Linked DNA regions of Homo sapiens: regions 1 and 2 are each linked to region 3. A link is a contact called in ENCODE Hi-C or POLR2A ChIA-PET data. All regions are on one chromosome and are shown on one strand. The core of a region is the stretch at or near the end of the contact, and the rest is flanking DNA. Distances in the headings are between cores, read along the strand shown. Region 1 overlaps LOC643339 (a long non-coding RNA gene). Region 2 overlaps LOC643339 (a long non-coding RNA gene). Region 3 overlaps LOC643339 (a long non-coding RNA gene).

Region 1 (3,723 bases), core at 229-2,728, 210 kb before region 3:
CGCCATGTTGGCCAGGCTGGCCTTGAACTCCTGACCTCAAATGACCTGCCCACCTTAGCCTCCCAAAGTGCTGGGATTACAGGCGTGAGCACCACGCCCGGCCGCTACCAGGTTTTGGAGAGGTCATAAACTGAGGAGTGTTCTGCCTGATTCTAACATCTACACACTCACCCATTACATACATACATTCCATTTTGATAAATCAAGTCAGGCTTGCTAATCTTAATTTGGTGCCCTTTCCAGTAGTAATTAGTTTTACTGTGGGCCAATAAAAACCAAGATTCCATATCAAGCACAGAACAATTCAACCAACAGATCCCTAGAAACCTATCAAGAAGGAAGAAAAAGAGATTAAGGAGATTTGGGCAGATCCTTCATAGCTCTCCTTGCAACTTTAATCAACATACAGCATGTTCTCGCAGGGGGAGGTCCCCACCCTCAGCATTGAAAGTGAAATAACACACTCTGTGTTGCTGATCCTGGATTGAAACGTATGACCTACAGAAACTCAATGAGCTTGAATTAATGTTTGTTAAAGAAGAAATATGGTTTTTAAAAGTAGTATCCTTTTGATCCCTGACTGCAAAATACTCAGCTTGGCGCTAACTTAGCTTCTTCCCCTATATACCGTGTCTCTCTCTCTCTCTTTCCCCATGTTGTAGCTATTAAGCACAAATTGAGGACCATGTGATCCTTCATCCTGAGTCAAAAGCCTTTCAAGCTCCCACCCTGAGCCATCCAAGATTCCTTAACTTTCTTTCAGCCTCTATAAAAATCAATTATTGTTCTGTTTTATATACGTACACTGAACCTCTCAACAACAGCTTGATTCAGCAGAACGCTCTGGTCTTAAACTTTTCAGTGAAGCAGTGAGTGGTGAAAGCTTTAGTGTAGCTACTGAACTGATCCTGACAGCAATAAAGGAGAAAAAAAAAGTTTGCTTCCGGAATTGTTAAGAAATGTTTTGCATTGCACAATATCTGAACCAGGAGGGCAGCTCATCAGCTGAACATATTGCCACAGAAGTGCTTCCTCCTGAAGTGGGAGGGGTTGAAAGACAAGAAGGGTCACAGGTAGGAGCTGACAAAGCTGGCAGGCAAAAGCAGCAGAACATTGAACAGAAAGGCACTGAGAATCTCTGGATCTGAAAAGTGATCAGCAGGGTAAAGGATGGCCAAGGACAGAATCCAGTCTTCCTCTTGACCACAGTGCAGCTGTTCTTTTTCTGCTCCATGAATTTGCTAAGGGGGGAAAAAGCAACCCCTGGCCTGTCTACTGTCAAGGACAGTGAAATATGCTGGGTCATGACCAAGTTGTTTCTTAGCTTCCCAGAGCTTCTAACCACTAGACAGCACTATCTCTAGTCCTTGCCGGTAAAATCAAAATTCAGTGCTCTACAGAAGGCAGCATGGTGTAGAGGAGTGCCTCCCAAACTTTAGTCTGCATGGGAATCACCTGGAGTCCTGTTAAAATAGAGATGACTGGGCCCCATGCCAGACTTTCAGATTTAGTAGATCTGGAGTGGGGCCAAGAATTTGCATTTCTAACAAGTTTCCCAGTTGTTACAGATGTTGCTGGTCTGGGAACTATGCTCTGAGAGCCTGTGGTCTAGAGGAGAAACACGGACTTGGGAGTAGACAGACATGGGTTCTGGTACCAGTTCTTCCACTTCCGGTGTGCCTTTGAGAGAGCTGCTTCTTTGAGCTTTGGTTTTCTCATCTGACAGGACAGATAATGGCAGACAATGGTAGTGTGGTTAGATGCATGGACTGTGACTGTGTTCCGATCTGGCTCTGCTACTGTCTATGTGACCTTACACAAATTATTTTCACCTCTTTATCCTTCTATTTGCTCATTTATAGAGTGGGGGTAATAGCAGCATCTACCACGTAGAGTTGCCTTGAGCCTTGAGAGAGTGAGACTATGTAAAGCATTTACAACAGTGCATGGTACATGGGAAACACTAGATAAACATTTGCTATTATGATTTTTTTGCACTTGTTAGAATTACATGGAATAAAGCATGTAAAGTGTCTTATGTGACATCAGACGCATAGAAAGTGTCTAGTAAATGTCAATTTCCTCTCCTTTACCCAAAACAAGCAAGTCAGAGTGCTGACCAAAACAATGTCCTTTAAGTGGAGATCTTAGCAGAAGGGTACAGTCAAGAAAGATAACAGCATGAGGATTTTAGCTGTTAGTGGGGCAGAGTATGTCAGATGCCACCTCTTTGTAAACTGAGGGGTCCATGCCAGCAGGGCCTTCCTTTGAGCAAAGATCAGCAACTTGGACCATTTGGACAACTTCTGCCTGGTGTTCACAGATGTGGGAAAGGTTTAAGGAACTCCTGGCAGTATATTGAAAGACCAGCATTCCCTTTGGGGAGAAGGGCTGGAATTAGCTAAGCATAGCTCAGGGCACACAGGCATCCTCATTTAAAGGCTGGCAGGACTCAGGCTAATTCATTTCCTTCATTTTCCCCTGCCCACAGATCAAGGCAGCCCTAAAATTACCACGGAGCTGATTGCTGAGGGCTAAGACAGCTGTGGTCATTTATCTTCCTTTCTGACCATGTTCTCTGGAAATGGCCTGTGAATAAACGGCAGGATGGAAGGTTAGATAAAACTGTCCATCATCCCTGTTGTATCCAGTGAGAATCTAGGGAGTTACTGTAGGACAAAGCATCTATATACATTTTGCGTAGGCTATATATTAATAACTCCCTCTTGGATATTTTTGATACCCAGTAGTATACCCTAAAGGCCCTGAGAAGTCCCACAGTGAAGAAATGATGCTTTTTATTCTTAACTCATCAGTCTTCAAATTGTTTGACCATGGAAACGTTTTTTCATTTAGACAAATAATTCCTCTTAACATACGGTAGCAAATGCTGGACCAGGCAGAAATTTAAATGTCCAGATGTGGAATTGTTTAAACAGTGAGGGCCTCTGACCTCTAGGGGGAAATAGATTAAGTTTCCAGATGCTTTAGTTTTAGCTTAGATTAAGCCATATATCAGTTTCCAAATGTTTTAGCTTATTGCTCGATCCATACTAAGTACTTGTCAAATGCTGGCTCTCCAAATATCACCAACACAACCTGCTGATAAGTCAAAGCTATCTGTATTGTTTATTGTGGTAGGGAAGATCACCTCCTAGGCAGAGCTTTGGTAATATCTCTGAGGGGAAAAAAGCAAGGTTGTATTTTATTATTTAAAAAATTATTTTATGCCTTCCGATCAGTGGTGAATTAAAAAATATGTTTTATTGGGAGTTTGGTTTAAGGTGATCTTTCGGTAAGGGAGCTTGATGAAGATTGAATAAGGATAATAACACAACAGTGTAGAATTGGAAACAGCAAGGAAAGGATTTTGAGTTGAGGGATTTGAAGATCCTTAGGGTGTTAACCGTCTGCTGGTACTTCCTGTTGAAGAGTGAAGGATCTTTTTGGGAAGTTTCTGTAATGAATAATCAAATTATTTGCTTAGGCTAGAATCTCCTGGAATAGTAAAGTTATGCTAATGAAGACAGTGGAGTAGTAAACTTACGTTAATGTAGGAAAGAAAGTGTATGTATGTGTGTGAGTGAGTGTGTGAGTGTGTGTGTGTGTTGAGAGGGAGAGAGTTAGAGAGACAGGTCAAGTCCTTAGTTCCCAAGCTGTGTATATGGGATAGATGGTTTTCATTCTCATCCTTAATTCCTGAACTTATTATATGGATGTTGC
Region 2 (3,488 bases), core at 62-2,561, 170 kb before region 3:
CAATGACTATTTTAAAGCATGAATTTCCTGAAATGGAATGACCCAAAGGCCATGGCAATACACATGCTTTACATACTTGAATTATAAAAAAAAAATCTGGCTCTTATTTCAAGGGTTTAATGCTGTTTTGACAATGCATTTATATCTTCCACTGAAACGTTTTTGTAAAAACGGGTTCATGCATAATCAGGATCTGAAGCTTTATTGCCAGTGTCACTAATATTTATTGTAGATTTTGGAGCAGAAAGAATTACCTTGTATTAGGATTGTTTGTTTGCAATTCCAGACTTCTCAACAGCTTACGATTAAAGAAAACACTTTTTAAAAGGATGGTGCTGATAAAAGTTTCTTTTTCTTTATTAAATAAAGCAATTCACTAGAAGTAAAGTATAGCATGAAGAGGAAAGTGGACAATTTATTAAAAGAAATCAGCAGGTGTCAAGAATTGCTTGGTTATAACTCACAGAAAACCATTCCATCTATGTTAAGCAAAACAGGAATTTTAACGGGAGATTATGGAAGCCCAGTACGTACTACAAAAGATGTCTGAAACCAGGAACTGAAAAGTCAGGGCCTGAGCCCACCCACCCTCCTCCCTTCCTCATGCCCTTCCCTGCTTCCTTCCTTCCTTCCTTCCTTCCTTCCTTCCTTCCTCCCTCCCTCCTCCCTTCCTCCCTTCCTTCCTTCCTTCCTTCCTACCTTCCTTGCTTCCTTCCTTCCCTCCTTCTTCCTTCCTTCCACAGATACCTATCAAGCATCTCCTATGAGCCAAGTACTGTAGATACAGTAAAGAACTAATCAGAGAGACCTCCTGTCAAAGAGCTTATATCCTCATAGAAGGAGATAGGTGATAAGCTAGTCAAAGTCAAATAAAAATAAGTTTCTTATAAGTAGAGTGATCATAAAATTTGTTTCCTACTTCTTTTTCTGCGACAGGGTCTTGCTCTGTCACCAGGCTGGAGTTCATTGGTGTGATCTCAGCTCACTGCAGCCTCAAACTCCCTGGCTCAAGGGATCCTCCCACTCAGCCTCCCAAGTAGCTGGGACTACAAGCATGTGCCACCATACCCAGCTAATTTTTGTATTTTTTGTACAGACGAGGTTTCACCATGTTGCCCAGGATGGTCTTGAACTCCTGGGCTCAAGCAATCCTCCTACCCTGGCCCTCCAAAGTGCTGGGATTACAGGCATGAGCCACCGTGTCCAGCCTTGTTGCCTACTTTTGAGAGTGAATGAGGTGCTATTAATAGTCATGCTTGACAATAAGAGTAAACCTGTCCAGGACACACTGGAAATGTCATGGGCAAAAGACTATGGCGAGAATTAGAGTAGAGTCATGTGGCGAGGGCTGGGTGGCTACTTGACACAGGTGATAAGAGATGTCCTTATATAAGCTGAGACCTGAGTGACAAGAAGGAGCCAAGCATAGGAAGATGACAGGAATGAGCCTCCTAGGTAGAGAGAACGACTAGAATAAGGGCTCCCAGGGAAGAACGAAGGTGGCTGGTGTGCACGGACAGGGAGAGCCTGGCTGGAAATGAGACCAGAGGCATAGGCAGGAGCCATGTGAAAGCAGTCTTAAGAAGGAGTTTGGCTTTGTTCAGAGCATGATGGGAAGCCACGGGAAGGTTTTCACAAAGAAATGACATGTTCTGCTTTACTTTTTGAAAAGACCATTCTGGGCCAGGTGCAGTGGCTCATGTCTGTAATCCCAGCACTTTTGGAGGCTGAAGCAGGTGGGTAGCTTGAGGCCAGGAGTTCGAGACCAGACAGGGCAACATGGTGAAACCCTGTCTCTACAAAAAATACAAAAATTAGCTGGGTGTGGTGGCACATGCCTGTAGTCCCAGGTACTCGGGAGGCTGAAGAGGGAGGATTGCTTGAGCCCAGGAGGTCGAGGCTGGGGTGAGCCATGATTGTGCCACTGCACTCAGCCTGGACAATAGAATGAGACCCTGTCAAAAAACAAACAAACAAACAAACAAAAAAAAACAAAAAAAACACTTTGTGTTTTTTTAATTGGAATTTTTATTGATTTTTTCCTTAGATGTGGTTATTTTTAAAGTTCCTATCTTTAAGAGACGCAAACATATGCAAAATCAGATCATTTATAGACCAAATGGTGTAATATCTGAGATTTACCTCAAAATTAGAGATAGAGGTGAATGACATTGGCCATGATTGGATGCTTGTTAATGGTGGGTAGTGGGGGTTTTGATTTACTGTTCTTTTTACTTCTATATATGCTTGAAATTTTTAAATAATGAGATGTTGCAAAAAAAAAAAAAAAAGAAAGTATCTCTGGTTGCAACTGTGTGGAGACTGTGTTTTAGAGGGACAAAGAGCAGGCAGACCAGTTAAGAAAAGCAGAATCTATCTGAGATATGGTGATGGGCAGGGTTAGGTTGGTTGTAGTATAGACAGGAGAAGTGGATGGATTTGGGATACATTTTGTAGCTGGAGCCAACAAGACCTACTGATAGATGAGTGGGGTGAGGATGCAAGAGGGGTCTATAGTAACCCTTCACTTTTTAGGTTGGCAACTAGCTGGATTAAGATGTTACTGACCAAGATAGGGAAGATATAGGAAGAGCAAGTTGGGGAATAGAGGAAGAAAAGTTCTCTTTTGGCCACGTTCAGCTTCACATACCTATTAGACATTCATGAGGAAATGTGAAGTTGGCAAGTCTGGCGTTGTGCACAGAGGACTGGGGTGTCATAGACACCTGTCATGAGCTACTCCAGGTGCTCTCAGGCTCACGTGCCTCAGGGGCCTTGCAGATTTGTTCTGCCTCTGTGGCTGGCTCTGTGTTGCTCCCACTGACCTTTTGTGGGTGTCACTTTCCATCTCGGGGATTTCTTATTGATGACAGAAACGTGCTCAATGCCTCTGTAGAAGTGACTGAGAAGTGAGGAGGAGTTAACACCCTGTGGAGTAAACTTTTGACCATTGGGGAATGGGAGCTGGTGGATAAATTCCTCCCTCTTCCTCTCCTTGGACAGCCAGTGCTCAGATGTGGTCATTCCTGTGGTCTCTTGGACGAAAAGTCCTGGGACATGGAGTAACTGGCCATGCATGATCCTGAGAGAAAGCCAGCTCAGGGATGCAACATTGTGTTTGTTTTCCTTCCTTTCCTGCCTCACTCTCCCTTCCCTCAATATTTGGAGAACAAGAGAAGATGGACACAGTAAAGGCGATGGAAAAGGAGGCAGAAAAGGAGAAGGAAGGCCAGGAGAAGGGAGTGTCATGCAAATCTTGCATGGGAGAAAATGATCATCATTTTGTCAAATGCTGCAGGCCATCCAAGTGAGAAAGGACTAGTGTGTGATCCTTAGATTAGGCAAACATCAAAGCCATTAGTAACCTTAATGACACCAGTCTTCATGGGGTCGTGAAAGTTGATCATATGAATTGGGTCATTCTTGTCATGCTCAACTTGCTCTAGAAATGTTACTTTCTGCAAGCCCAGCAGCTGAAACTGCTGGTT
Region 3 (3,601 bases), core at 561-3,060:
ACAATACAGATGTTTCAAAAAAAGAAGCTTCTTAAAATGTTAAACATACACTTACCGCCCAGTAATTCCACTCTTAGGTATTACCCAAGAGAAATGAGAAAATATGCCCACTGAAAGACATACATGAATGTTCATAACATCATTCCATAATAACACCGAACTGGAAACAATCTGAATGGCCATCAACTGATATATAGATAAAAAGAAAATGGTGATATACAGTTAAATATTAACAACTAAAAGGAATGGAGTTGATGGGGCTACAGGGCACAATACCCCCAAAATATGACTGTAGGAGACCAGAATATACCACCTCAAAATATGCTTTTTTGGCATAAGGATTATTTGAGGTGATTCTTCTGGGAAACAGCAGACACAGGAGAAGCTCTGAAAATGAGAGTAGAGGTTACCCTTTTGTAAGAGAAATGTACATCTATAAAGGAACTCTCCATTTGTAAGATTGTCTCCCTCTCTGTACCAGGAGGAAAGGATGGTAGATCACTAGACACTCTTGCCAATGGAGAAGGCATAGGCTTAAATCTGTACAACAAATCTAAACCTCGTTTATGGGGCTTTTCCTGGCCAGTTCCCCATAACTAGGCATTTCCCACACCCTTCTTTCTTTATTTCAGGGGACATGGTACATGACTGTAGTCTCAAGTGTAAGCAAGCTTTTGAGATCTACTCTGGCGATTTTATTCACTCTTCCCTGAGTATCTTCCACATATGCATAAGGTATACATGTGATTAATCTTCTGTTTGTTTTTCTCTTATTAATCTGTTTTTTGTTACAAGGGTCTGTTCCAATTAAGAACTCATGAAAGGTAGAGGAAAAATTATTTTTCCTCCTCTATAGAGTACTGATGCAACAATGTGGATGAATTTTAAAGGCACCAGGCTAAGTGAAAGAAGCCAAAAACAAAATACCATGTATAGTACTGTATGATTCCATTTACCTGAAATCGTTGTAGGGCTTTCTCCTTAGTTCAGCTAAGAGCCGGGTCATTGTCACACGGCCATGAAATATTAGGCCCACAGACACTTTGAAGGGTGAGAAAAATGGAATTTATTGGGTGAAAAGGAAAAAAAGGGCAAACAGGGACCCTCAGCAGAGTGAGAGTCCTGCTAGTAAAGGCTTCCGCCTCACAGATTGAATCCCGGGTTCCACCCAGGAAGAAGAAAGGCCAGGCTCCTCCCCCTGCAAATGGCACGAACTTCCCAAGGCTCCACCCCAGTGCGCACTCCTCCCGGGGAGCAGGCCGGTTGGAGTCTCTCTGGGGATCCCTTCCCACCTGGCTGTCTCAAAATATTTAATGAAAATCCTAAAAAGACAAAACTAAAGGGACAATAAATAGATTGTTTTTTTCCTGGGGCTGGGGATATGGACAGGAGTTGAATGCAAAGGGGCCTGAGGACAATTTCGGGGTTATGGCAGTGTTCCAAAATGTGATTGTGGTGGTGGTGGCATGACTATTTTCATTTACTAAAATCCATTCACACTTTAAGTTGGTGAAGTTTATTGTATATAAATTATTCTTCAATAAAGCTGTAAACAATGTTAATTCAAAATAAATACACACTTGGAGCTTACAGAAAGTAATTCTACAAAGCAAGACTTTGGCAGTTTCAGAGGACCAAGGAGAAGTTAGGAAGCAATACGGTAGGAAAATTTTTGAGGTTCATCCCAGAGAAACTTCAATTCATAATGGAACCCCAGAAATCCTAAGCCACATAGCACTTGAGTTGGGACACCCTGTCTGGAAACAGGCAGAAATGTCAGGCACAGAAATAGGTTTCCTATCACTCACGTAGAAATCTCGGTCAGAGGCCACAGGCTGTGGCTTCAGTGCTTTATCTGGCTAGATAAATCCTTACGGGTTTCTCCTCATCTGCTCTCTGGAGCCCTGGGGGTGAGAGGGTGGAAGTGTGGAGCAGCCTAGCCTCCCTGGCTGGGTTTGACCCACTGACATGGAAGGAGTTCTTTCAACGGTGGGATTTCTGCAGCCCTCTAGTTGCTCATACTGCTGCTGCTGCTGGAACTTCATGTTTTCCATTTCCAACTTCTATCCAGGACTTTGACATTTCCTGTGGTGCTGGTTTCTCAAGCATCAGCATCCCACACAGTAGAGAGCCAGGTTTACTTCTCTTAGGAGACCCCCTGGGCCTGAGCTTGGCTCTCCTCCCCAGTCCCTTGATTCCAGGCTCTGGTCTCCCAATTTTCTTCCCTTTCAGCATTCAGTTAGCTGCTACCTCTCCTGTGAGGTGTTGGTGAAGAACATGATTTCTCCTTAAAACTCTCCCTATCTGAACAGGCATGTTAGACTCTCACTCATGGCCTCCTTCCACATCCTTAGAATCCTAATGTCACAAATTATTGGACTCCAAAAAGACTTTACAGAGAATCTAGATCTGACATTTCCAGAATATCTTCCTCAGAACTGAAGGGTATGAATAGATGGTCAGTGGAAAATAGATTCCATTATCAAATGCATCTAGAAAATGCCAATCAAACATGTTTCTCCATACTGTGTATTAAACACACTTTGGGTATTTTTTTGCATAAATTTATGGGGTATGAGTGTAATTTTGTGACATGCATAGATCGCATAGTGGTGAAGTCAAGGCTTCTAGGGCATCTATCACCCAAATAACATGTATTATACACATTAAGTAATCTCTCATCATCCACCCCTCTCCCATCCCATCGCCCCTCCAAATCTCCATTGTCTACCTTTCCACACCCTATATCCATGTCGATATTCACACCTTAATAATGAGCGTGATGACAAGGGAGAGGGGTGGTGAAATGTGGGGGATATGATGTACAGTGTTTGGTTAGAGAAACATTTTTTCTTCTTTCAGATTATAGAACAGCAATAGAAATATATGTCAAGTTGAAATATTCTGCCAACTGTATCTGTAACTACATATGTAATTTTCAATGTTTTAGTAGCCGCATTTAAAAAGTAAAAAGAAACACGTAAACCTAACTTTTTATATAAATTTTATTTATTTATAAATAGGCTTCATTTTTTGGTTCTAGGTTCAATTTTCTGCAAAATTGAATAGAAAGTACTGACAGTCCCCATATACCCCTTTCCGCCAACATGCCCAGCCTCCCCTTCTATCCCAAATTTAATAATGTATTTAACCCAATCTACAAAATGATTATTATTCCAACATTAATCAACATAAAAATTATTAGTGAGACACTTTAAATTTTCCTTGTATGTTGTTTTAGTTTTTATATTTTAAAATGTGACCCTGGCCACATTTCAAGTGCTCAATAGCTAAATGTGTCTAGCGACTACCTGTGAGTGCAGGTCTAGAGTGCCAGTTGTTCCAAGGATCGTGCTTTAGGAAATGCTGATCTAGTCACACCCTCTGGTCATACAGATGAAGCTGTAGAGCCCTGAAAGCTTGAAGTGATTTTGCTGAGTTACAGACCCAAGTCACGTCAGAGCTGAGATCAGCACACCAGTTTTCTGATCTGTACAGGTAGTTCTTTCCACTACACCATGATGCAAAAACACATATCTTTTTCTTTGTGGAAGGGAGAATTCCAACTTGCTTCCTTTGCCCCACAGAAGACCCTTCTATT

What was found. Hi-C counts contacts between places; a loop is a spot of excess contacts on that map. ChIA-PET counts read pairs that join two places held with the same protein, here RNA polymerase II (POLR2A). Pooled maps may share reads with other maps.
Region 1: a loop to region 3 is called in a map of IMR-90, with 16 times the contacts of the local background. The contact joins two enhancer-like sites. A Hi-C loop is called at or near these places in 4 of 168 maps with a recorded cell type or tissue (GM12878, IMR-90, adrenal gland and 1 more), 9 of 37 single-sample maps with no recorded cell type and 6 of 50 pooled maps. POLR2A ChIA-PET finds 5 or more read pairs at or near these places in 2 of 52 experiments (GM12878 and HepG2).
Region 2: a loop to region 3 is called in a map of endothelial cell of umbilical vein, with 2.5 times the contacts of the local background. The contact joins two enhancer-like sites. A Hi-C loop is called at or near these places in 1 of 168 maps with a recorded cell type or tissue (endothelial cell of umbilical vein), 1 of 37 single-sample maps with no recorded cell type and 1 of 50 pooled maps. POLR2A ChIA-PET finds 5 or more read pairs at or near these places in 2 of 52 experiments (activated T-cell and activated naive CD4-positive, alpha-beta T cell).

Annotation. Positions count from the first base shown.
Region 1 is chr12:93,241,591-93,245,313 of GRCh38, reverse strand. The region is part of intron 2 of LOC643339 (a long non-coding RNA gene); the gene reads left to right. Among named protein-coding and RNA genes, the nearest start is that of LINC02412, 69 kb to the right of the region's middle. RefSeq lists an enhancer at 1,353-1,612. Within about 2 kb of position 1,478, at least 14 of the 41 ENCODE cell types and tissues checked have a DNase peak (open chromatin) inside an H3K27ac peak, as active enhancers do.
Region 2 is chr12:93,200,032-93,203,519 of GRCh38, reverse strand. The region is part of intron 3 of LOC643339 (a long non-coding RNA gene); the gene reads left to right. Among named protein-coding and RNA genes, the nearest start is that of LINC02412, 27 kb to the right of the region's middle. Within about 2 kb of position 1,311, at least 3 of the 41 ENCODE cell types and tissues checked have a DNase peak (open chromatin) inside an H3K27ac peak, as active enhancers do.
Region 3 is chr12:93,027,555-93,031,155 of GRCh38, reverse strand. All of the region lies in intron 3 of LOC643339 (a long non-coding RNA gene), which reads left to right. Among named protein-coding and RNA genes, the nearest start is that of LINC02413, 39 kb to the right of the region's middle. Within about 2 kb of position 1,810, at least 3 of the 41 ENCODE cell types and tissues checked have a DNase peak (open chromatin) inside an H3K27ac peak, as active enhancers do.